Linked DNA regions of Homo sapiens: all the other regions are linked to region 5. Evidence: chromatin loops called from intact Hi-C (ENCODE). Cell type or tissue: OCI-LY7. All regions are shown on one strand. Region 1 has its middle 56 kb from the start of REL. Region 2 has its middle 50 kb from the start of PAPOLG. Region 3 overlaps PAPOLG (poly(A) polymerase gamma). Region 4 has its middle 48 kb from the start of PAPOLG. Region 5 overlaps PUS10 (pseudouridine synthase 10).

Region 1 (5,000 bases), 61 kb before region 5:
CCTCTTCAATTTTTTGGAAGTGTTTGAGAAGGGCTGGTACTAGTTTTTCTTCTTTTTTTGAGATGGGGGTCTTGCCCTGTTGCCCAGGCTGGAGTGCAGTGGCACTATCACGGCTCACTGCAGCCTTCACCGCCTGGGCTGAATTAATTCTGCCACCTTAGCCTCCCGAGTAGTTTGGACTGCCGACATGCATCACCACACCCAGCTAATTTTTTATTTTTTGTAGAGACAGGTTATCCCTATGTTGCCCAGGCTGGTCTCGAACTCCTGCACTTAAGCAATCCTCCCACCTAAACCTCCCAAAGTGCTGGGATTACAGATGTGAGCCACCGTGTCTGGCCGTAGTTCTTTAAATGTTCGATAGCATTCAGCAGTGAAGCCGTCTGGTTCTGGTCTTTTCTTTGATGAGGGAATTTTTTTTTTTTTTTTTTTTTGAGACTGAGTCTCGCTCTCTCACCAGGCTGGAGTGCAGTGGCGCGATCTCTGCTCACTGCAACCTCTGTCTTCTGGGTTCAAGTGATTCTCTTGCCTCAGCCTCCCAAGTAGCTGGGACTACAGGCACGTGCCACAATGCCCAGCTAATTTTTGTATTTTTAGTAGAGACGGGGTTTCAACATGTTGGACAGGATGGTTTTGATCTCTTGACCTCGTGATCTGCCTGCCTCGGCCTCCCAATGTGCTGGGATTACTGATGTGATCTCCTTTTTTTTTCAAGGCTTAACATGTAATTTAACAAGTTGATGCTGCATTGCTGCTCCATTTCTCAGAAAAACTTCAAATTTAAAGTATCAGCAACAAATCAAACATAGTACATCAATTAAATATGCACAGCATAACTACTATCTAAGATAGGCAAGGCTAAGAGCTACTCTCAGACCTTCAGCATACAGCAACTCTGTTTCCAAGATTGTACTAGGCCTATCAAGAAAAGTTGTGAACAGCAACATCATAGACACAAAACGGCCATTCCTGGTTGTCCTTATCCAAGAAAAAGATTGAGGCAAGTTAACACAAGATTTTTAAAAAAGATACACTGAAATGAAAGTCTCTAAGAGAAAATGTCTTCCTTAGGACAAGAAGGGATAATATATCGGATATAAAAGAACTATACGTACATTGTTTGTGACCTCTGTGGACATTTGCCTGAATTCTCACCTGGGAGTGAATGGAGCAGTGGGGCGAAGGTCATTGGAGGAGGTTGTGTTTTGTGGTGTATGTGGCAGTGTCTCTGGGGTTGGGGAGTGTATGGATAAGAAAGCAAATGAAACAGGATGGAGAAAAAAAGAACGATCAAGATTAATGGGTCTCTAACTGGATTCATTTCACTGTAGTTCCCCCAGGTCTTCAACAGTCACATTTGAGACCTCAGTAATGCACCACAGAGAACTCATCAGTTAAACAATATACCACACAGAACTGGTTTGTTAAATACCACTCCTCCCTTGCCCTCTTCCTCCAAAATACTCCCTACAGTAGTATAGGTAGGGTAGACCTAACTATTGGGAGGAATCTCTTAACATTTTTCTAGGGTAGAATTCTGGCTAGTCCAAAAAGGGCCCTTTTAAAGGTTTTGAGAAACTAGACACTGCAGCTTTATTAGTATCAGCAACGTGTGTTTGGAGTAAATTCAGCTCCAGGAGTTGCACAATTCAATGCAGGAGGAGTTCCGCCAATTGCCCCAATTCCTTCCGTTGCAGCAGCTTGGCCAAAGCATTCCGTTGTTGGTGGGGTCAATCTAGCATCATAGGTTCAGGTTCTGGAGGAGCTGGGCTGCCAGCTGGCACAGAAGCAGGGGGCATGGTGCCTCCGTTATGCCTATAGCACCTCCCACAGCCATCTGGCCCATCTGTATCTCCTGCTGTCTCATATCAGAGAAGGTTCCAGTGAATCTTTCCTGCCATTACCAGTGCATTGCTTCCTCCTAGTGCCTGCACTCCTCTCGCATGGGCTCCAGTTGCCGTCGTTTTTGCATCTCTTGGTTGTTCAGCTTTTCCATCCTCCACAGCTCTTCTTGACACCTCATCAAATCCTGCCTCATTAGCATGACCTGGCATTGATGAAGGCGAGCAACCTCCATCTCCATCTCCAGCTTCTCATGAGCCTCCTTGATATTGCAGTCCACTTCGTCCTGCTGCTGCTTCTCCATCTCAATGAGTACCCTCTAGTGCATGGCATACTTATATTCAAAAGCCATGCTGTGCACACTGGGGTGGCTGTTCTCACTCCTTGTGAAATTGCTGGTTCTTTACAACCAGCTTCTCTGGAAGTCCTTCTTTGTCACCTAATTAGCCTATGGGCTACACAGTAACAGGATGAGGAAACGTGGTTAACAGGAAGAAGCCCTCACTGCATCTGTCCTGAGCTTTCTGAGCAACTTGCTGTCCTGAGAACTCAACAATGCCTTTCCCTAAGGGCCTTCCTTGATCATCCACAATGACTACAGCCCTCTCCACCTGGCCAAAGAAAAGTCTTCTTCCAAAAGTTTGTTAGAAGGTTTCAGACTGTAAGGGATGCACTATGGCAGGCAGGGTGCGCACAGCTGCATACTGTCCAGACCCACTTTGGCAATCTCCACTAGGGTTCGTGCTTCCAAGTGCATAAAGCCAAAGCCTTCATCCTTATGAAGACCTCACCTGCCTTCCCATATTTCTTTTTTGTTGTCGTTTTTAATTTTTTCATTTTTCCTTTTTGTTAATTTATTTAAACTCTCTTTCTGTGAAATTGCCTTCCCATATTTCTCACAGTTTCCTCATTTCCTCCTCAGTGATGTCAGAAGGAACACTGCCCACAAAGAAATATTTGGCCTCGTTTGGTGAAGGGCTTCTTTCCTGGGCTGCAGTGTGGAGCCTGAGGAGAATGTCTGAGGGCAGCAGGGAGGGGACTGTGAATTGAGGCAGCAATAGATTGGTTATTTTTGAGGTTATTTTTTCTTTCTTTTGTGTGTGTGTGTGTGTGTGTGTGTGTGCCAAAGATTTACTTGTTCATTTCTTGCATTTGAAGTACTCTTCAATGACATCCTTGGCCTGAGACTCCTTGCCATAGTTCGTAACTACTATACAACTTCAACCAACCACTTTACACGGTTTCCCCTCTCTGTCAGTTTTACAGAGGCCTACCGATTCCCCTAGTTTCTGGTCATCAACCTTAATTAGGTTGATTTGGTGTTCAGCACAAAGGGCCTCCACCAACTTGACATACATAGGCTCATCACAGTTGGATGCAAGCACACACAGCACACAAAGATGGGCTTGGCACTTGTCTGAGGCTTTGGCAGCTTTGCAAATTTCATATGCTAGGCCATCATGGATGAGGGCGGTCTTCAGCACCTCCTGTAAAACAGTATTAATGTCCATTACACCTCCAGCAGCACTGCCTTCCTCGGCCATGGCAGTGGGTTACGAGTGAAGCCGGATCTTGAATGCACCCGAGACTCCGCCTCTATACAATTCAGTGGCAGCAGGGAAAGAGCAGGAGCCAGATTTCTTATAGTCAGAGAATTACAAATTTGGAAAGGGTGAAAACTAGAATAAGGTTGGAATTGGAAGTACTGGTATAAACTCCTACAGCTTTCGGTATGTGTAGATACAGAGATGTATAGGTGTGTGTGTATGAGTGGGGTGTGTGTGTGTGTGCATGCACATGCATTCATGTTTGTTCCCTAGCTCTGTTCCATGAGAGGGCTTGGGAACAGCAATGGCACCAAACAATGAGCATACCTACTGCCCAGATCTTGGTTTCTAAATACCATTTTCTGCTAAAAGAGACCAGATCTTAGAGAAAAAGCACCTTGCAGAGTTAGTGCAGAGGAAATACAAAGATGAGCATGGAATGTCTTTTTGTATTAGAAAGTAAGAACATGCTCCAAGAATGATGGGGACATACCAAAGGACACAGAAGCCAGCTTGAAGGGGTCGCCACTGGCCAAACGAACAAATTACAACTTCTCAAATAAAATAAGCCACAAGTCCACATGATATAAATCAATGAATAAATTGGAGAGAAGGGAAAGCTCTACCTTTTAGGGTAATGCCAACCAACAAATGTAAAAGGAATGATGGAATTAGAAAATCTGTATTTGGCAATCATTGTGGTACTGATTGATTCAGGTGAACATCTTCAATGGATGCTAAAACTAGTGAGTGAAAGTTGGATGATCTCTCTACAAGATACTTATTAACTACAAGGGGCAAAAAGAATAACCATAAAAGTGGAGAAGCCTCGTGATAATACCTAATCAATTGACCAAAGCCCCAGCCAGCAACTGGACAAATCAAAACTGTGTGACACCTGATAAGATGCAAGAAGACAATCTCTCTTTTGTGGTGTTCTTGCCAAAAAGGTACAATCTGAATCTAATAAAAAGGAAACATCAGGCAAACCCAAATTGAGGAACAGTCTACAAAATAACTGACCTGAAGTGTTCAAAAATGTTAAAGTAATTAAAGTCAAGAAAGACAAACTTCTTTTAAGAGTGGTGGAGACTAAAGAGACGTAACAAAATGCAATGTGAGCACTTGACTATGAAGGACACTGATGGGACAACTGGCAACTTGAACGGGGTCTGTGGGTTAGATGGTAATATACCAGTGTTAATTTCCTGGTTTTGATCACTGTGTTGTGGTTAAGTAAAAGAATGTCCTTGTTTGTAGAAATTACACACTGAAGCCTTTAAGATCATGAGACAGCACTGGCTCCATGGTTCAGGGAAAAAGGTTCTTTGTACTTTAACTTTTCCTGTAAGTTTGGAATTATTTCAAAATTTAAAAATTCAAAATAGAATCATAAAAGTAATATTTTTCATAATAAACAAGGGTAGCCTTTGTTAAAAAATCAGAAAAGCTGATATCAAAGTTCATTCTCTTATGTGGACTTAAAAATCAAAGAATAATTAGCTCCAAAAGAAAAGATTTGCCAAGTAAGATGTTTTTCTCTTACAAAATGGAAATTTAACTTCTAAATTTACTTCACATAACTTGCAAATGTAACCGGTTTTCTTACTT
Region 2 (5,000 bases), 190 kb before region 5:
AGAGTGAGACTCCATCTCAAAAAATAAAAATAAAATAATGTACTGCTTTTTAATCCCCTATCCTAAAAACCATCTTTCAAACCATATGATCCAACCAAACTGTTTTAATGGATAGTGTTTAAAAATATATACTTCAGGGCCTTCCTTGCCAATCTTTGATTATTGACATTTTTGGCTTACTGCTGCATAGAGACTTCCATGATACCCTAGCCAGACTCTTACCTTTTCAGTATGTTACTTGTACGTTTGAACGTTTAAATTATTCTGACTTGTGTAATGCTCAGTTTACCTGTTTCCCCTGACAAGATTGTAGGTTTGAGAATAGTGACCTCCGGCCAAGCACAGTGGCTCATGCCCGTAATCCCAGCACTTTGGGAGACCAAGGAAGGAGGATCGCTTGAAGCCAGGAGCTGAAGACCAGCCTGGCCAACATAGTGTCTCTACAAATAAAATTAGCCCAGTGTGGTGGTGCTCACCTGTAGTCCCAGCTACTCAAGAGGCTGAGGTGGACAGACTGCTGGAGCCCAGCAGGTCAAGGCCGCAGTGAGCTATGATCACGCCACTCCACTCCACCCTGGGTGATAGAGTGAGATTCCATGTCTTAAAAAAAAAAAAAAAAAAAAAAAAGAAAGTGAGCTTTATCCAAAAATCTTTATGTAGTGAATACCCAGAAAATATTTAAGAGGAAAACACATGAGTCCTTGTTTGGTTTGAGGGGTAGGATTGTTTTGTTTTTAAATTTAAATAGGATTATCTTAAAGAGAAGCCCAATGAAGGAACTAAGATGCAAGAAGGCAAACAAAACTTCCTGAGGCCATTAAGACACGTTGTCTGTGCCGGGCACAGTGGCTCACACCTGTAATCCCAGCACTGTGGGAGGCTGAGGCAGGCAGGTGCCCAGGCTGTTCCTACCAAGGGGCACCTGCAGGCCCACGTGGAGCCACCGTCAGTACCCCCTTGGCCCCCATCCTGTGCTCCTCGGTGCCCAAAGTCCGGAGGGGCTTAGGCAGCAGGGGGCTGGTGTGTCGGCGCCACTCCGGGCGCACACACACCTGGCCGGGTCGTGACAGCACCCAAGCTCGGCTCCAACTTTGCTCTACCCTGGAGTGGGAGCCGGGAGCAGGGAAAGGCCAAGCAGCGGGAGCAGGCACTTCCGAGCCTGTCGGGGAAGAGGGGCTTCCCAGGTCCCTAAAAGCTAGGGATGCCTGGGTCCGCAGTCGTGACTGGGTGGCTGCAGCTGCACCCAGGAACATCAGGCTCCTGCCCTTCCAATTCAGAAGTGGGCAGGGGTCCCGCCTGTTCCAGGCTCCTGCTGGCTCCATGGCACACGCAGCCCTGGCCGCACCTTCCCTGCTGCAGCCGCTCCAGGTGGGCCACTGCTGCCATCAGTGGCTTGGCTGTGAATGGTCACATAGTCTTTACAAGTAGAGAATAGAGAATATTGAACTAGCCAAAAATTGTAACTATATTCGGAAGAATCGGGGAGGGAGGTAGGACAGGGTGTGAGAGTGAAATCCTCATCTTCAGTGGCAGTGAGTAGTAAATATCTAAGACAAAAATCTAGGATAATATATGCAAGTTATTTAGAAATTTGTAAGTAATCAGTAGGAGAAAAGTCTTAAAATTATGAAAATGTTTGCCTCTAGGGAGCAGATATCAAGAATGAGAAATAGGAAAGTAGATTTTTTTTTTTTTTTTTTTTTTTTTGAGACAGAGTCTCGGTCTGTTGCCCAGGCTGGAGTGCACTGGCACAATCTCAGCTCACTATAACCTCTGTTTCCCAGGTTCAAGTGATTCTCCTGTCTCAGCCTCCTGAGTAGCTGGAATTACAGGCATGTGCCACCATGCCCAACTAATTTTTGTATTTTTAATAGAGACAGAGTTTCGCCATGTTGGCCAGGCTGGTCTCGAACTCCTGACCTCAGGAGATCTGCCCGCCTCGGCCTCCCAAAGTGCCAGGATTACAGACGTGAGCTGCCGCGCCCAGCTGAACTTTTTGACTTTTAAACTAATATATCCACTGTCTAACCAGTAGGGGGTAGGAGAATGTTGCAGACTTTGAAGCCCACAGACCTACGTAGATACCTCAGCTACATCTCTTACCACCTGTGAGACCTTGGACAAATTGCTTAACCTTTGGGTTCAAGGTTACTAATCTGTAAAGTGGAATCTCAACACTTATTTCATATGACAAAAAATGAAGGGTTTAAGAGGCTCTGTAGTTCAATGGCCTAGCCTCAGTTGCCAGCTCTAGCACTTACTTATTGACTATAAGAAATGGTGGAAGTTAATGCCTCAGTCCCTCAGTTTTCTCTTCTGAAAAAGTGGTGACGATCATAACAGACTCTACACCCAAAAAGCTGCTAAATGGATTAAAAGAGGCAATCCAAAAGTTCCTAGTATAAAGTGGAGTTCAAGAGTTTTTTTGTGGCATGATGAGTTACATGAAATAGCATATGTCATACACTATGCATCGTGCTTGACCCACAGTGAGCGTCCCTTCTCCTAAAAATACATCACAAGAATCGGGGAAGAAGGCCAGTGTCTGTCTCTCCAGCCAGACTGAGGAATAGATCTCCACCTCCTGTGCAATAGTGTGAAAATACATGGCCTTTGCCCTGTTACCAAGCCCTTCTCCAAGTATACCTCTCAAAACAGTTTTATTCAGAGAAATGTGTAGAACTCATTGAATTCTTACAAAGTTTCCCTGAAGGCCTGGCTCAGTGGTTCATGCCTGTAATCTCAACACTTTGGGAGGTTAAGGCGAGAGGATCACTTGAAGCCAGGAGTTCAAGACCAGCCTGGGCAACACAGTGAGACTCCTGTCTCTACAAAAGAAAACATCAGCCAAGCATGGTGGTATGTGCCTGTAGTCCCAGCTACTTGGGAGGTTGAGGAAGGAGGTTTGCTTGAGCCCAAGAGTTGAAGGTTACAGTGAGCTATGATTGTGCCACCACATTCCAGCCTAGGCAACTAAGTGAGATCCTGTCTCTGGCAAAAAAAGAAAAGAAAAAAGTTTTTCACTGAGTACTTTAGTTCACTTAAAGATTATAATAGGGCCAGGCATGGTGGCTCATACCTGTAATCCTAGCACTTCGGGAGGCCAAGGCAGATGGATCACTTGATCCCAGGAGTTCAAGGCCAACCCGCGCAACATAGGAAGACCCTGTCTCAACAAATAATTAAAAAATTAGCCGGGCATGGTGTCACATGCCTGTGGTCCCAGCTGCTCGGGAGGCTGAGGGAGGAGAATCATCTGAGCCTGGGAGGTTGAGGCTGCAGTGAGCGGTGATCACACCACTGCATTCCATCCCGGGTGACAGTGAGACCTTGTCTCAAAAAAACAAACAACAAAAGATTATAACATTAAACTGAGATGAAAAAGCTTATCAGGCTCATCTCTGCCAGCCCAGGACTCCCAGAATGCCTGGCAAAGTGCAGCACCAATGTGTAATAGATGTTCTATAGCAGAAACAGCCATCCTAATTTCAGCTCTGACTAGATCTAGAAAATGGGCCACACATGGAGAGATGGCCACAGGAATGATCTAAAGCCACGCCCACACACAGATGCAACTGTATCTCATTACTCCCACCTCTCCTGGGAGTGAGACAAAACTGTCTAACCCAGATCCCAAGTCACTTCCTGCCAGGGCTTCTCAGCAGTTCAAAGAACTTCTATGTGCAGGTTCTTTCCAAATAGATTGGTTTCTTGAAACTCACAAGAAGTCAAACACCAGAAAAGAGGGGATTTCTGAAAGCCACCCACTAGGATGGCAACTGGTACTTGGTAGTTTCAAATATTAAGAAAAGAAAAAAAATTGGCGTTGATTAGGCAGTATCTAATCTCCCTAAGCACAGGAAGTGAAGGCGATTGAGTCTGATTTGCAGGAGGCCCCGAGGTTGCACAAAGCAGTCACTCCCCTAGCATGGCCCACTCACTGCCTGCTGAGAAGCCTGCTTTGCCTGCCTCCAGCTGAGCACACCAGAGGGAAAGCACCATTAAATTCCCTGTGCACTCTTCAACCAATTAGCTGCACCAAGGTCACCAGGTGAAGGGCGTGGGGAAGCAGAGAAGAAAAGATGCTATGGGCTTGACAAGGTTAAATTGATGGGGCCCGTGGGACATGGCTATTCATTCCATAAATGTTTATCGAGCCCCTAGCATCCACCTGGCATTGAGCTAGCTAGGCACCCAGAGCATAAACAAGATTTAAACCTGTCCCTACACTGAAGGACCTCTCAGACTGGTAGAAAGTTAGCTGACAAATATCTAGGTTATGCTGTGCTGTTGGGAGCACTGCAGAGGGACCCCTTAATTCTGCCTTGGTCAGGGATGGTGTTGGGGAACAACAACCCCAGAGCTGAATGTTGTAGGCCAATTAAGAGTTTTCCAGGTGAAAGCTGGGGGAGGTGGAAGGCTGGAAAGGTTCTGGAAATTGGATGTTGTAGTAGGGCTGTGTGAAAGGAGCATTAGTTGCATTTGGGGAAAAGGTATGAGGCTGGAATGTAGACAGAGTCCTGCTTCCCATGGACAAGAGAGGGAGAGGAAAAGACAGAGGCATGGAGATGGTAAGGATAAGGAGGCTCCTGCAGTATGGGGAGAAGAAACTAAAGTAACATAAAGGAATACGTTCCAAACTTTGGAGGTAGAAAGGATGGGGTCGCTGACAAACTGTATTCAGGGAAGAGTGGAGGAGGGTGCCCACCTTCCTTGGACTGGAAGGCTGACTGTATTGTCATTAATCAACTCTGAGATACCAGGGGAGGGCTGCGGGAGAGGGTACCTGAATTTAGATTTGGGGGTGTTGAACTGGAGCTAGCCTCATGGCCATCCACGTGGAGATGTACGGTAGACCATGGGAAGTATTGGTCTGGAGCCCTAGAGAGAGGCCTTGGCTGGATGTCCAGGCTTCACAGCGTGACAGACTCATCTTTATGGATATTTGTTAAGCGGGAATCTCGGTTCCTACCTCCCCAGACCTGCTGCAGGAACTCCGG
Region 3 (5,000 bases), 200 kb before region 5:
CTAGGACTAAAATCTCATTTTCATTAATCACAAGAGATAATTTGCTTAAGTGACCTTCAGAATTGAAACCAGTCTTTATATTGTCATTTGCATTTTGAAATCCTAAAATCGTTCCCTTCTTTCAGCAAAGTCTCTCTGATGTCAATCGAAGCTCGGGCGGACTTCAATCCAAAAGATTGTCTCTGGATAGCAGTTGTCTGGATAGCTCCAGAGACACTGATAATGGAACACCTTTTAATTCTCCAGCGTCCAAGTCTGATAGCCCTTCTGTAGGAGAAACAGAAAGGTCTGTCTTTATTTCAAATGTGTCCTTTTGGTTTTCTGTTCAGTTTATTTGAGGATAATGTGAACTTTTCTATACCTCTGCTACTGCCTTTTAAAATTGTTAAAAGATTTCATTTTACTGGCTGCTGGTCAATTTCTTGCTTAGAAATAACTCGTGGTAATCCTGTGGGAAACGGTATAGGCTTATGAGCATATGGGACTAGATAGGTACACAGAAATGTACACATTTGTTGCTTAAATTTTTCTCTTCTTACTGGGTCCTCTGCATTTTTCCCCCTTTTAGTTCAATGAAATGTTAAAGTACAGGCCTGAGCCAACAGTTGTGGCCAGGCACGGTGGCTCAGGCCTGTAATCCTAGCACTTTGAGAGGTCACGGCAGGCGAACTGCTGGAGCCCAGGAGTTCCAAGACCAGCCTGGGTAACATGGCAAAACCCTGTCTATACAAAAAAATACAAAAATTAATTGGCCGGGCACAGTTGCTCACGCCTGTAATCCCAACACTTTGGGAGGCCAAGGCGGGCAGATCACCTGAGGTCAGGAGTTCGAGACCAGCCTGGCCAACATGGCAAAACCACATCTCTACTAAAAATGCAAAAATTAACAGGGTGTGGTGGCATGTGCCTGTATTCCCAGCTACTTGGGAGGCTGAGGCAGGAGAATCGCTTGAACCCAGGAGGTGGAGGTTGCAGTGAGCTGAGATCGTGCCATTGCACTCCAGCCTAGGCAACAAGAGCGAGACTCTGTCTCAAAAAAACAAAAACAAAAATTAGCTCGGCATGGTAGTGCACACCTGTAGTCCCAGCTACCTGGGAGGCCAAGGTGGGAGAATAGCTTGAGCCCGGAAGGTTGAGGCTGCAGTGATCCATGTGTTCATGCCACTGCACTCTAGCCTAGGTGACAGAACAATACCATGTCTAAAAAAAAAAAAAAAAAAAAAAAAAGCAGTGGTAAATGTTACAACAAGAGTGTTTTAAATAACTAATGGGGCCAGGCGTGGTGGGTCACATCTATAATTTCAGCACTTTGGGAGGCTGAGGCAGGAGGATTGCTTGAGCCTCAGGAGTTCAAGACCAGCCTGGGCAACATAGTGAGATCCTGTCTCCACAAAAATAAAAATTTAAAAAATTAACCCGATATGATGGCACACACCTATGTTCTTAGCTACCTGGGAGGCTGAGGTGGCAAAGTTACTTGAGTCCAGGAGGTTGAGGCTGCAGTGAGCTGTGATTGTGCCACTGCACTCCAACTTGGGCAGTAGAATGAGGCCTTTTCTCAAAAAAGGAGAAAAAAAGTAATATTTAAATCATTTATTGATGATAATTTAACACTTTCATTAGGAATAGTGCTGAGCCTGCTGCTGTAATTGTGGAGAAGCCACTGAGTGTACCACCAGCCCAAGGACTTTCCATTCCAGTGATTGGCGCAAGTAGGTATCTAAACTTGTATATATTAATAATTATATTTACAAAAAATTAGCTAGGCATGGTGGCACACGCCTGTAGTCCTAGCTACTGGGGAGGCTAAGGTGGGAGGGTCACCTGAGCCTGGGAAGTCAAGGCTGCAGTGAGCTGTGATCAAGCCACTGCACTGCAGCCTGGGTGATGGGAATGAGAGACCCTGTCTCAAGGAAAAAAAAATTACATAAATGTTTAATTATTAAAATCCTTTTTTTCCTTTTCAGAAGTTGACTCTACAGTAAAAACTGTATCACCCCCCACTGTGTGTACCATTCCTACCGTAGTAGGACGAAATGTCATTCCTAGAATCACAACACCTCACAACCCTGCCCAGGGACAACCGCATCTGAATGGAATGTCAAATATAACTAAGACTGTTACACCTAAGAGATCCCATTCCCCATCCATAGATGGGACTCCTAAGAGGTTGAAAGACGTAGAAAAGGTAAAGTTACAACTTTAGTGGTAATTCAGTAGTTGATATTTTTTATAGTTAATACTAAAGAAACAATTTTCCATAGCTGTTGGTGTTCTGTTAGGAGTTGGCTGAAAAGAATATTTACCCAAATCTTAAAGAAACAATATTAATTGCTCATCCTAAATTGAAATTACTAATACGTCTGAAAATTTGAATGATTGGTCTGAGTTTCTCCTTGATTTACAGAAGTCATTACTGATAACAAAATCTCATTTCTTGTGTGTTGATATGCCCTGCTTCCAGTAGGTGGTGGTAAAACTATATTTGTTAGAATCTGAATTGATTTAACCAAAAAGATCACCCAAACTGTAGAAATTAACGGTGGCAGTTGAATTCAATCTAATTTAAATTATCTTCTCTTACCAATCCATGTTTATAGTAATTTTTATAATAGTGTAACCAATAACTAGTTTTCCAGTTTATATAGATTTATATGGGTTTTTGTAGGTACATAATAGCAATCTATTTCAATGTTTATATTTTAGTTTATTCGACTTGAATCAACATTTAAGGACCCCCGCACTGCTGAAGAAAGAAAAAGAAAATCAGTGGTAAATATATTAATAGTGTGCTTCAGAATATTTATTGTAAAGCGCCATGTATCAGGAAAAGTGCCATATTAGAAAGTAGGTCAGATTAGATTTATTTTCAGGTTTTCGTTAGGTTTTATTTTAAGTAGAAATAAGTGTTTGCATATAGGAAAGTTAGTTTTCACTTGTGTTGATTCTTCTGTTTTTAGGATGCCATTGGAGGAGAATCTATGCCTATTCCAACTATTGATACATCACGCAAAAAGGTAACAAGATAGTCTTGTTCATAGGTACAGTACATAGGTAAAAACTCATAGGTAATCTACAAGTACAAAAGGCTTATTAAGAGCCTAGCACTGGGAAAAAGTAAGATTTTGTCCCTGTCCCCAAGGACTAGCAGTGTAGTTGGGGTTGGAGATAGCAAGTATATAGTTCTGAATGTATGTACCTCAAAAGTCTAAAAAAGAGGCAGTAGTTTAAGACAACTTTATTATCTATTTAGATTATGTTCACCCTTTGTTTTTTATCTTTAAAGAAGCAGTTGGATGCTCAGCACATTAATTTCTTACCAAGCACCTGGAGGTATATCTCTGTTGTGTACTATTGCTTACTGCCAAAACATAGGTTTGATAATTAGGAACCATATGTATTAATATTTTAGAGGAACCAAATGTAGTGGTATATATAGTAAGTACCTTTAAAACATGAGCTAAACGCCCCTAAATTGTAATTTAAATGTTTATTATTTGAAGAATTACTTTTATAACTAAAAATGTGTGTAGTATTAAGTGTGGTATGCTAAAAAGCAAGTACTCAAAAACCAGCCTTGTGTAAATAGAGAAAAACCTTCTCTGAGAGTTTATAATGAACAGAATGGCTTATTTATAATAATGATAAATAATTATAAATATATATGATGATAATTATAAATTATAATTTATAATAAAACAGAATGGCCATTAAATAGTAAAGTGCTTTTCATCAACTGTTACCCTGCCAGGTTCTCCAGGATGTAGTAGCTATTCTAAAGCAAAATAGTATACTCACAGGCTATTAGTTGTAGATTTTGAGCCTTTAACATAAGATTAAGTTACAAAAAATATGAACGTATAATTATGTGTCATGGTGGAAGAAAAAATTTTGAGATGGATATTGAAGTACAAAAGAGTGAAATGACATATCTGGATTTTTTAATATATCCAGTCTAAAGGGAAAGTGGGTACACCAAACAATTGCAGCAAAATTGTAATAATGTCTGAAACTTGGTTTTGGCATTTAAGTCCTTATTGCCCTGGTGTCTACTTCTTTGTATATCTGAAATTGCTCATAATTGTTTTAATGCATATGGATATGATACAGATACTGGCTTAGCCAAGGTAAAACAAGAGGAGAATTAAGCAGTCATCTCTTGACAAGAAACTATCCCCATTACAGAAGTCTAGATTTTGCCTTCCTTTTTTTTTTTTTTTTTTTTTTTTTTGGACATGGAGGCTCGCTCTGTAGCCCAGGTTGGAGTGCAATGGCGCGATCTTTTTGTATTTGTAGTGGCTAATTTTTGTATTTGTAGTGGAAAAGGGTTTCACCATATTGGCCAGGCTGCTCTTGAACTCCTGACCTCAAGTGATTCGCCCGCCTTGGCCTCCCAAAGTTCTGGGATTACAGGCGTGAACCACCATGCCCGGCCCTAGATTTTGCCTTCTTTATGTAATAATCTTTAATGCCCTCAGAATCCCTCAAACCGATGTCCCTGAATTTCATAACCATCAAAGTTATCTAGCCTAAGTACAAAGTTCAGTTTTCCTGAGAACTTAAGTATCTCACAGATTGAGTCAGTGGTCTTCTTCATGAATGTATTACAGAAACAAATTGAGGGACATAACTCTCAGATATTAAATTTTTCTCTACTGCACACACTCATTTTTCACTTCACACCCCAAGAGCTTCCTGTTTAGTCACCATGAACTTCCTTTTTTTTTTCTTTGCTTGACCTTAAGGACTGTGTTCTTTATGCATTTCTTGATCCAGGCATGGCAGTTCCTCTTTTCCTGTACATATTCACACTCCTGCCACTTCTACCCTTTCTCTTATCCCTCTGCTTTTCACCTCTGACTGTAAAAAGAAGTAGCAGTTCCGAAAGCAAGAGTTCCCTATGAACACGGAAGGAAATATTCATTGCATACTTGAGTGTTTAGGAGCTAGAGGGTTTGGGAGAAAAACTCCCCAAGTTTTGTGACTGACTTTCTAGCTGG
Region 4 (5,000 bases), 290 kb before region 5:
CCTGAGTAGCTGGGACTGCAGGTGCATGCCACCACAACAAGCTAAATAGTTTCTTTTTTAGAATATTTAATTTGCAACCAAAAAAAGTTTAATCTTGGCTAGAATTTGAAGATACCCAGTTGTAGAATTATTGCTCCCACTCCCTATAGATGACTGAGTAGCTGGCTGAGTCTTGGCCTCATTAAGTGCATGTATACTGACAGACAGAATCTTTACCTCCAGTTGGGTGGCAGTGGCAGTAGGCAATTCTAGTGTTCTTTTCCTCATGCCTCGTCACCTTCAATACCAGAGTCAATCCCACTGATGCCTCTTCTCTCCCTCTTCCCTTCCTCCTTCTCAACAATTACCATTCTTACAATTGCCCATTTTGTGCCACAGGACAGTACTATACTTTCTGACTGAGAAATTAACATATCCACATTTCTTGTATTATCTAATAAAGTGAGCTTTACTATCAGTCTGTCAGACCACTCGGGTGCTGACACACAGCACAGGTAGGTAAGGCGATCCCCTTGGCACAACCACACAGTTTGCTCACACATAGCACAATGGGCCCACTGGCTGTATGCGTGCCATCCACCAACCTTGAAGTCATGCTGAATGTTTTTCTTTTATAAACTTAATAGTGTTGGCTTTGTCTAGCATTCGTCATCCTCATTTTTCACAGTGCTTCTAAATTAAGAAATATTTAGATCAAAAGAAGCTGACTAATCTACATTGAGCTTTAAATTTTTAACTCATTTCTGAAATTCCCTGACAAAGTAAAACAATGTTAAGTTTTTCACATTGCAGAAAAACTCTCATACTTTGGGGCTTGGCTAATTCTAGTAAGTCTCTTTTTGGATGAAGTAGTTCAAGCACAGAAGCTGTCTTCATGAAAAGAGAAAACTCTCTCCAGTTCCTCCTTAGAAAGAGGTCAGTGCCTTGATGATGTTCTCTTCTAGAGAATAATGTACTATGTTTTCCAACAAAGAACCTGCTGTTTCCAATTCAATATTACCTGTCTAAATTCACTACCCAATGCTGGTAGAGAAAGAATGTTTAGTACAAAAGAAATCTATGGTCTTAGAAACCAACAGATAAAATCAGTTAATATGAAATCAAATTCAAGTTTTTAAAAAATATTTATTCCATTTAGAAGCAAAGTATGGGTACAGATAATTTCAATAAAATTAATTTTTAAATAAATACAGGCTGGGCGCGGTGGCTCATGCCTGTAATCCCACCACTTCGGCAAGCCAAGGCAGGCGGATCATTTGAGGCCAGGAGTTCAAGACCAGCCACTGCCAACATGGCGAAACCCCATCACTACTAAAAATACAAAAATAAGCTGGGTGTGGTGGTGTGCACCAGTAGTCCCAGCTACTCGGGAGACTGAGGCAGGAGAATCAATCACTTGAGCCTGGGAGGCAGAGGTTGCAGTGAGCAGAGATAGTGCCACTGCACGCCAACCTGAGCGACAGAGCGAGACTCCATCTCAAATAAATAAATAAATAAATAAATAAATAAATAAACACAATCTGTTAAGATGGGATGAAAGTTATCAAAACTGAATTTCCCATGGCTTTTGAGGTTTCCCATGGTCTTCAAGAACTGGTATGATCTGGCCCTTGGGGTGTCCTCCAGCCACAACCCAGGCCTTATGCCATTTGCTAATTTCGTTTTCCAGGTATGTCAGCCTTCCATCAGCTCCTAGATGAGCTGTTCCTACCACAGGTCCTTTGTATCTATTGTTTTGCCTGCCTGGGATATTCTTCTGCCTCTTCTCATTTAAATGTCACCTCTTTAAAGAAACCTTCCCTGAGTGCCCTATGCAAGTAGGTCAGCCTCCTTAGTCCTTGTCACCACACTCTGCCTATTTCCTGCCATAACATTAATCAGAGTCTTACTTTCTTATTGACCGGTTATTGATCATCTGTTCCCCATACAAGAATGTAAACACCATGAAGACAGGAATCTGATTTGTTTTGCTCTCCTAGACTTTATGTGCCTGGTGCAGAAGTCTACCAGCCAGCGATGTCTTCCTGATACAGCTGCCTCTGATTTAGAAAAAATCATTAATGTGATTCAAACAGTAAAAGCCAAGACACCTCGATGGATTTCATGCAGAATTATCCACATAACAGAATTTAGGATATTCCCTAAAAGCCACAAACCCTAGCTAGTCTTGAGGTTTGAAATTTTGAGTTCAGTTCTGAAATGTTTGTATTATGGTTAATTCTGCACAATGGCCACTAGAGGGGGTCATAGCCAAATACTATACTCTGAAATTTCAGATTTTTCAGAGTTAGAATTTTTTGAAGTTCTGCAGCCCAACCCTACTTTCAGCTTCCCTGACAGATGTCCATCCCACTTCTTTAAAAACAAACAATATATGATGAAGTCACTACCTCGTGGGACAGACTATTCTTCAGCAGGGCAGCACGTTACTTAGAAAGTGCTCTTTCTCCTTGACCTATCTGTAACTGCCCCTCCTTGCCTAAAACCATTAAGAGACCCAACACTAGGCCAGGAGCGGTGGCTCATGCCTGTAGTCCGAGCGCTTTGGGAGGCCGAAATGGGCGGATCACTCGAGGCCAGGAGTTGGAGCCCAGCCTGGCCAACATGGTGAAACCCTGTCTCTACTGAAACTACAAAAAAATTAACCAGGCGTGTTGGCCAGAGCCTGTGGCCACAGCTACTTGGGAGGCTGAGGCACAAGAATCGCTTCAGCCTGGGAGATGGAGATTACAGTGAGCCGAGATCTTGTCACTGCACTCCAGCCTGTGGGACAGAGGGAGACTGTCTCAAAAATAAAAATAAGTCAACACTTAGAAGCAGATCTTAAGATGAGGGGGGAAAGCCAGGCACGGTGGCTCACACCTGTAATCCCAACACTTTGGAAGACTGAGGCAGGCAGATCACTTGAGGCCGGGAGTTCGAGACCAGCTTGGCCAACGTGGCGAAAGCCCGTCTATACTAAAAATAGACAAATTACCCAGGTGCCTGTAATCCCAGCTACACAGGAGGCTGAGGCAGGAAAATCGCTTGAACCTGGGAGGCGGTGGTTGTAGTGAGCCGAGATTATACCACTGCACTCCAGCCTGGGGGATAGAATGAGACTTCATAGCAAAAAAAAAAAAAGAAAAAAAAAAGAAAAAAAAGAAAATAAGAGAAAAAAGAAAAGAAACCAATGCTACTTTGGGTTCTAAGCTGAGCCATGCTGTCTAGAATATCATTTAGAGTCTTGGCCAGTCTATGCCAGCATGCTTCCCACCCTTCCCATCCTCAGCCACTGCTCCAGATGGAAGGTCCCTGTGTTTTCTCTCCATTGACCCACTGGCCCACTGCTCGCACAGTAAACCTACCTCCAACATTGTCAGCACCCCTCCCATAGGAAACTGCTTAGTTTCTTGCCATGACTGAAAGCTGGCTGTCCTGAAGAAGGTCTGGCTCCCCTGCCTTTGTCTCCAGGAAAGGTGGCAGGTTCTCCCAAGGCCCCAATATCCTAAGCAGGATTAGCATTTGCCCAGCTGCCAGCACCGCTCTCAAGGCATCACTTCTGCTGGGAGATTTGTGTCATTCTGGTGCTCCACCACCCCTTGTTTACCTACTGGTCAAGCCAGCACAGAAGACTTTGGGTTCTCATGTCAATCCAGTACCACCCTATTCTGTGCGGATAACTTGTCCATTCCACTCACCCCTTCATTGCGCCCACAACTGGGATCTCACATTGGACCTCACATGGGCCCTAGTAATTGTCTCTCCAGTTTACTCAGTCCCCATTCCCCATACTATCTCCTGCCTCTCACTAAGCTTCCACTGCATTTGCTCCTCACAGCTCAGCCTTCCACTTCTTTTCCTATCCAACCTACACTCCCACTATTATTTTTCTGAGCTCCTCAATATCCTTACCCACTTATCTTTCTTCCCTGTTGCCCAGTCAAAACCCCAACTGTATAAATCCAACCATTGTCCCTTTTTGTTGCTCCTACACTAAACACTGCTAGTGAAGATAACAATAGCAAATATTTATTGATAACTACTTTACAAGATAGCACTATTATTATCAGTAGATAATGAATGAGAAAAACAAGGTCCTGAGGGAATTAGTAAATTGCCCTAGGTTACACAGGGAGTAAGCCACACAATCTGGCTTAATTAAATGTGTTGAAAACATGTAAAGGCATGGTGGCTCATGCCTGTAATTCCAGCACTTTGGGAGGCCAAAATGGGCAGATCACTTGAGGCCAGGAGTTCAAGACCAGCCTGGCCAACATGGCAAAACCCCATCACTACTAAAAATATAAAAATTAGCTAGGCATGGTGGCATGCACCCAGCTACTCGGGAGGCTGAGGCAGGAAAGTCACTTGAACCCGGGAGGTGAAGGTTGCAGTGAGCCGGGGCAACAGAGCAAGACTCCGTCTCAAAAAAAAAAAAAAAAGATATAGATGATGAGAACATATTTAGCAAGCTTGATCTAGTGGACAAATATAGAACACCGTCTCCAATAAGTAGACAAGCACGCATGCATTTACAAAGATTGACAGTGAACTAGGTAAGTAGTACTGAAAATTTTTGGTCTCTGAACCCCTGAACATACTTAAATATTATATGTATAAGTTATATTTACACACTTAAAATTACTGAGGACTCAATGAGCTTGTGTTTATTCGGGTTATATTTACCAATATTTACTATATTAGAAATTAAAACTGAAAGATGTTTTATCTATGAACATATTAAATAAATTTAAAAATAACAATAGGCCAGGTGGCTCATGTCTATAATCCCAACACTTTGGGAGGCCAAGGTAGGAGGATCATTTGAGGCCAGAAGTTCAAGACCAGCATGGGAACGTAGTAAGACCCTGTCTCTACAAAAAATAGAAAATATAAAATAAAATAACAATAATTAAAAACCCATTACATGTTCTCATAAACAAAATTTTTGTGGAAAAAAAATGCCATTTTAAAAAAAAAGGGATGGGGGAGAAAATGGCATTGTTTTACATTTTGAC
Region 5 (5,000 bases):
ATGCCAACCAGGGCTTGGGTTCTATATAGACCTTGACTAATCACATGTCACTCACTCTTTCTCCCTTGCAACACATCCTAGTAGTGTATCACGTAACAGAGTCCTAAACCTGCACCCATGTCTAGTCTTATGTTCTCCTTAACACAGCAGCTCTGCCTGGATTCATCACTCTGGTGATCTTCTGACCTTTAGTGATGTTCATGAGTGTATGGCTTAATAAGGGGAGTAGTTAAGAAAAGGTAATATCCACGGAGCCAAGGTAGTCAGGTAAATAAAACATATGAAAATACACAAGATGTAGAGATGGTATGGTTTAAAAAAAAAAAAACTTAAAAAGCAACAGCAGCATGAAGCAGGGAGGCATATCCAGATTCCAATAAACGGGACGCATGGGCAAATCACATACCCCTACGAGACTTGGAGCCTTGGTTTTCTCCTCTTTAAGTGAGCATAAGTGTGATGACTACTGAAGTGGTCTCAATCTGTGAAGCTGAAAAAAATTGCCCATAGCATATCTTCTTTCCAATCTACAGATACTACCCATTAACTGTCAGAGATTAAAAGGGGATGCCTTATACACAAAGGTTGGAAACTCCTGGACTGTCAATCAGACATTCCCAATAGGTATCAATGGGTTTACACTTGGGTGGTGGCCTGGATAAGACTCTGACAAATCACAACCATATACACATTGATGTTTTTCAATAAGTGCCATAAAAAGCTGGGGAGTCCTGTTCTAGCTGATCACCAAGGTCTCATATAGATATATGATTCCATGATTCTAACAACACAGAATTTCATACACCAATGTTACATTCACAGAAGCAAGTTCTTGGAGTTACCTTTGATAAGATAGAGTGGATTGCTGCATGAACACACTCATTTCCTGTGAATGGTTATAAAAATGGCAGCCTGTGTGCCTAAAACTAGCAAGGTTACTATACACTCGCCAACCCACTCATAAAAAGTCTATTGAAAGATGCTTAAGGGGTAGTCCCTAAAAGAACTAAGACTCAAAAGCATTTAACTTTTAAAAGGACTTAGTGGGGCCAGGCGCGGTGGCTCACGCCTGTACTCCCAGCACTTTGAGAGGCCGAGGTGGGTGGATCACGAGGTCAGGAGATCGAGACCATCCTGGCTAACACAGTGAAACCTCGTCTGTACTAAAAATACAAAAAATTAGCCAGGCCGGGTGGCAGGCACCTGTAGTCCCAGCTACTCGGGAGGCTGAGGCAGGAGAATGGCGTGAACCCGGGAGGCGGGGTTTGCAGTGAGCTGAGATCGCATCACTGCACTCCAGCCTGGGTGACAGAGCAAGACTCCATCTCAAAAAAAAAAAAAAAAAAAAGGACTTAGTGGAATGCTCTTTTCCCATAAATGGAAGTTTAGCCTAATATTAGCATATGTCTGGGACATTCATTGTATAATAGTTTTGTGTGGCATTATGCTGTAGAAGTTTAAAGGAATCAAACTTGCTTTGCATGGATAAGTGGACCATATAGGAACTGAAGGGAGTTCTAAACTAATCTAACCAAAAATAGGGCTATAAATTCTGAAAACTCCTTAGTAAGCTCAGAAAAGGCTTATTGAATGAAGTGGACCTTGGGTTGGTCTTACATGGTGGGTGAGAGAGAACACACACAGATTTAGGAAGAGTGCCTGTCATACAAAATAAAAATCGAGAAGCCATGCACAAATGGACAAAAAGCAGAAAATACACATGCTAAATCAGAAAGCGGAGTTAATGAACAAAGATGACAGCTCATGCCTGCACACACAATATATATATAGCTCCTATACTTAAAGTTGAGAATTTTGACACATTCTATTTATGAGCTAAACATAATTAGAAAAAATATAGTCCTTTAGAAAAAGAACATCAATCAATAACAGAAGGGAAATTACCAATTAAAAAAGATTCTAGGACTAATGGCCTGAGAGTTTAAGAGGCCTCTGTAAACACATACAAAATTTTTAGTATGTGCATTTTTAGGACAAAGGAATTCACTGCTTTCTTCAGATTCTGAATGAGATCAATAATCCTAAATTAGTTATGAATCCACAGATTTAAGTAAAAATCCAAAGCCATTTGAATATCCATTTTCCAGAATTTAAAAAGACAATTTCAGGTTGGGTGCAGTGGTTCATGCCTGTAATCCTAGCACTTTGGGAGGCCGAGGCGGACGCATCACCTGTCAGGAGTTCAAGACCAGCCTGGCCAACATGGCGAAACCCCGTCTCTACTAAAAATACAAAAATTAGCCGGATGTGGTGGCATGCACCTGTAGTCCCAGCTACTCAGGGAGGCTGAAGCGGGAGAATCGCTTGAACCTGGGAGGCAGAGGTTGCAGTGAGCCCAGATCACGCCACTGCACTCCAATCTGGGTGACAGAGTGAGACTTCATCTTAAAAAAAAAAAAAGAAGACAATTTCTTAAATAAAAAAATGCTGCTACAGAAATTGTACTGCTGTCTGTGGCCACACCACCCTGAATGTGCCTGATCTCACATGATCTCAAAAGCTAAGCAGGGTCAGGCCTGGTTAGCACTTGGATGGGTAGAAATGGTAGTGCTTTTATTCTTAGCTAATTTTCTAGGGTCATGTATAATTTGTAGTACTTACTGCAAAGTATGCAGATATAAAGTATAATAAATGATAGGAAAAAAGTTTTGATTTGACAAAACTCCAACCATATCAAGTTGCAAATTGATAAGCAGGTGTTTCATCCAAAGTAACACTTAAAAGACAATATATACATTTAAAGTCAATGGACTAAGCAAACTGTTTCCCATACACTACCCATGAAAAGAGACCAATAAGCCAAACTGATAGTACAATATTGCCCTCTACTGGACTCAACTAGTAAAGATGAACCTAAAAACTAAAACTGAAAAGCATTTAGCTTTTAAAAGGACTTAATGGAATACTCTTTTCCCATAAATACAAATTTAGCCTAATATTAGCATATGTCTGGGACATTCATTCTATAGTTTTTGTGTGGCATTATGATGTAGAAGTTTAGAGGAATCAATCATGAATATAAAATAACCACTATAGGGCCGGGTGCAGTAGCCTGTAATACTAGCACTTTGGGAGGCCACACCAGGAGGATCACTTGAACCCAGGAGTTCGAGACCAGCCTTGGCAACATAGGGAAACCTCATTGCTACAAAAAAATAAAAAATAAGTTATCTGGGCATAGTGGCATGCACCTGTGGTCCCAGTTACTCAGGAAGGTGAGGCGGGAGGATTACTTGAGCCTAAGAGGTCAAGTGCTGCAGTGAGCTGTGATCACATCACTGCACTCTGGCCTGGGTGACAGAGAGAGACCCCATCTCAAATAAATAAACACTATAATAAGTATTTTTCTTAAAATTATATAGAATCTTAGAGTTGAAAAGGCTTAAGATCTCTAGTCTAACCAACTATATAGTGCACACTTTCTTTCTATGTATCTTGGCCAAGTACATTGGCACTCTGTATCTGTGGATCTTGCATCTATGGATTCAATCAACCCTGGATAGAAAACATTTAGGGGGGAAAAAGGATCTGTACTGAGCAGGTACAGGCTTTTTCCTGTGATTATTCCCCAAATAATGTAGCATAACAACTATTTACATAGCACCCACATTGTAGTATATAAGTAATCTTGAGATGATTTAAAGTATACAAGAGGATGTGTGTAAGTTATATGCAAATAGTATACCATTTTATATGAGAAACTTAAGCATCTGTGGATTTTGGTATCTGTGAGGGGCTCGGGGGTCCTAGAACCAACCCCCCACAGATATCAAGGGACAACTGTATTTTCCAGCCTTGGCTTAAACACCCTAATGACGTGAAATCTCTGGAAACAATCTATCCTGTTCTGGATAATTCTAAATTCTTAATAGCTCTTGATTCTATCCTTGCAGCAATCTAATTCCTCTTTTATAAGGAAGCCCCTCAAATATTTAAGGAAAGCAAACTCATCCCACTGAATCATCTATTCTCAAAATTAAATAACCCAAGCTCCTTCAGCAGTGGCTCCTGTGACCAGGTTTCAGATGGCTCCACCATTCTGAATGCACTTAATCCTCTAAATGTGTATTCATTTTCTATTGCTTCTATAACAAATTATCACAAATTTAGTGGTTTAAAACAACACCAATTTATTATCTTTAGGTCCCAGGTCTGACACAGGTCTCACTGGCTTAAAATCAAGGTGCCAGCAGGGCTGTGTTCCCTTCTGGAGGCTGTAAGTAGTAAATCTGTTTCCTTGCCTTTTCTAGCTTCAGAAGAACATCTGCATTCCTTGGCTCATGGCTCCCTTCCTCCATCTTCAGAATAAACATTACATCTCTCTTACCATTATGTTATAATCACATCTCCCTCTTACCCTGACCTTTGTGGCCAACTTTCTTCCCCTTTGGAAAATTGCAACTGCCTTTATCTGTCTCCAGTCATTTGTAAAATCTGCTATTTTTAACCCATTTTCCTAGTGTTCCATTATTAGAACGCTAAGCTTGTGGGAGATATTTATATCCTACTGCTCTAGGTCATCGCCAAGGTCTGATTTTTCACCAAAAAAATTTGCAATCTCCAGCATAAATGGGTTAAAAGCCCTCAAAAATCAAGAATAGCTGCAAGTTCTTTCTGAAGCTATACTGAAATGTAATGCACCCAGGTCTAAACACCTGAACCCATCTTGAAAAGCTTCACCATGTGGAGCATTCGTTCTCCCTTACCAATGACCAGTCTACCTCTTTTCGGCAGGAAGATCATTTTCCTCGACATAAAGGACAGAAGCAAAACAGGATTTTTCAGAGCCCTGCTTTCTCTATATCATGCATCAGCAGTATACTATCAGTTCCAAATAGCAGATCTATCCATGCTTTTCATCTATTTCTTGCTCTAAACATAACTTTAAGTACACAAATCTTCCTTAGCAATTCTTGAAAGCTTCTATTCATTAGTAGCTTTAGTTTTCTGGTTGCTGTTCTTATAGACATAAGCCATAA

What was found. A loop is a pair of places that touch in the nucleus more often than their neighbours do. Peaks named below come from ENCODE experiments on the same cell type or tissue, not always from the same donor. Only the 100,000 strongest peaks of a DNase experiment are listed, where the experiment ranks them.
Region 1: it touches region 5 in a loop (2.4-fold over the local background); 9 of 110 quality-filtered maps call a loop at or near these places.
Region 2: it touches region 5 in a loop (4-fold over the local background); 80 of 110 quality-filtered maps call a loop at or near these places.
Region 3: a loop joins it to region 5, with 6 times the contacts of the local background. A loop is called at or near these places in 78 of 110 quality-filtered maps.
Region 4: a loop joins it to region 5, with 10 times the contacts of the local background. A loop is called at or near these places in 101 of 110 quality-filtered maps.

What each region holds. Positions count from the first base shown.
Region 1 is chr2:60,935,218-60,940,217 of GRCh38, forward strand. It overlaps the pseudogene NONOP2 and the pseudogene RPS12P3. Among named protein-coding and RNA genes, the nearest start is that of REL, 56 kb to the left of the region's middle. In OCI-LY7, no CTCF peak of the experiment used is centred here; no DNase peak of the experiment used is centred here.
Region 2 is chr2:60,803,528-60,808,527 of GRCh38, forward strand. No RefSeq gene overlaps it. Among named protein-coding and RNA genes, the nearest start is that of PAPOLG, 50 kb to the left of the region's middle. RefSeq lists an enhancer at 3,728-3,827. In OCI-LY7, CTCF peaks have their summits at 2,045 (motif pointing right) and 2,244; DNase peaks (open chromatin) are centred at 2,044, 3,624 and 3,904; H3K4me3 peaks cover 922 bases; H3K27ac peaks cover 2,664 bases.
Region 3 is chr2:60,792,004-60,797,003 of GRCh38, forward strand. It overlaps PAPOLG (poly(A) polymerase gamma), which reads left to right. Exons shown (of 22, transcript NM_022894.4): 17 at 126-286; 18 at 1,624-1,712; 19 at 1,968-2,188; 20 at 2,707-2,772; 21 at 2,961-3,017. Among named protein-coding and RNA genes, the nearest start is that of PAPOLG, 38 kb to the left of the region's middle. In OCI-LY7, CTCF peaks have their summits at 2,471 (motif pointing right) and 2,670; DNase peaks (open chromatin) are centred at 2,468 and 4,728; H3K4me3 peaks cover 429 bases; H3K27ac peaks cover 911 bases.
Region 4 is chr2:60,705,623-60,710,622 of GRCh38, forward strand. No RefSeq gene overlaps it. Among named protein-coding and RNA genes, the nearest start is that of PAPOLG, 48 kb to the right of the region's middle. In OCI-LY7, CTCF peaks have their summits at 2,225 (motif pointing right) and 2,426; a DNase peak (open chromatin) is centred at 2,259.
Region 5 is chr2:60,996,282-61,001,281 of GRCh38, forward strand. The region is part of intron 4 of PUS10 (pseudouridine synthase 10); the gene reads right to left. It also overlaps the pseudogene RNA5SP95. Among named protein-coding and RNA genes, the nearest start is that of PEX13, 19 kb to the right of the region's middle. In OCI-LY7, a CTCF peak has its summit at 2,853 (motif pointing left); DNase peaks (open chromatin) are centred at 2,530 and 2,820; H3K27ac peaks cover 713 bases.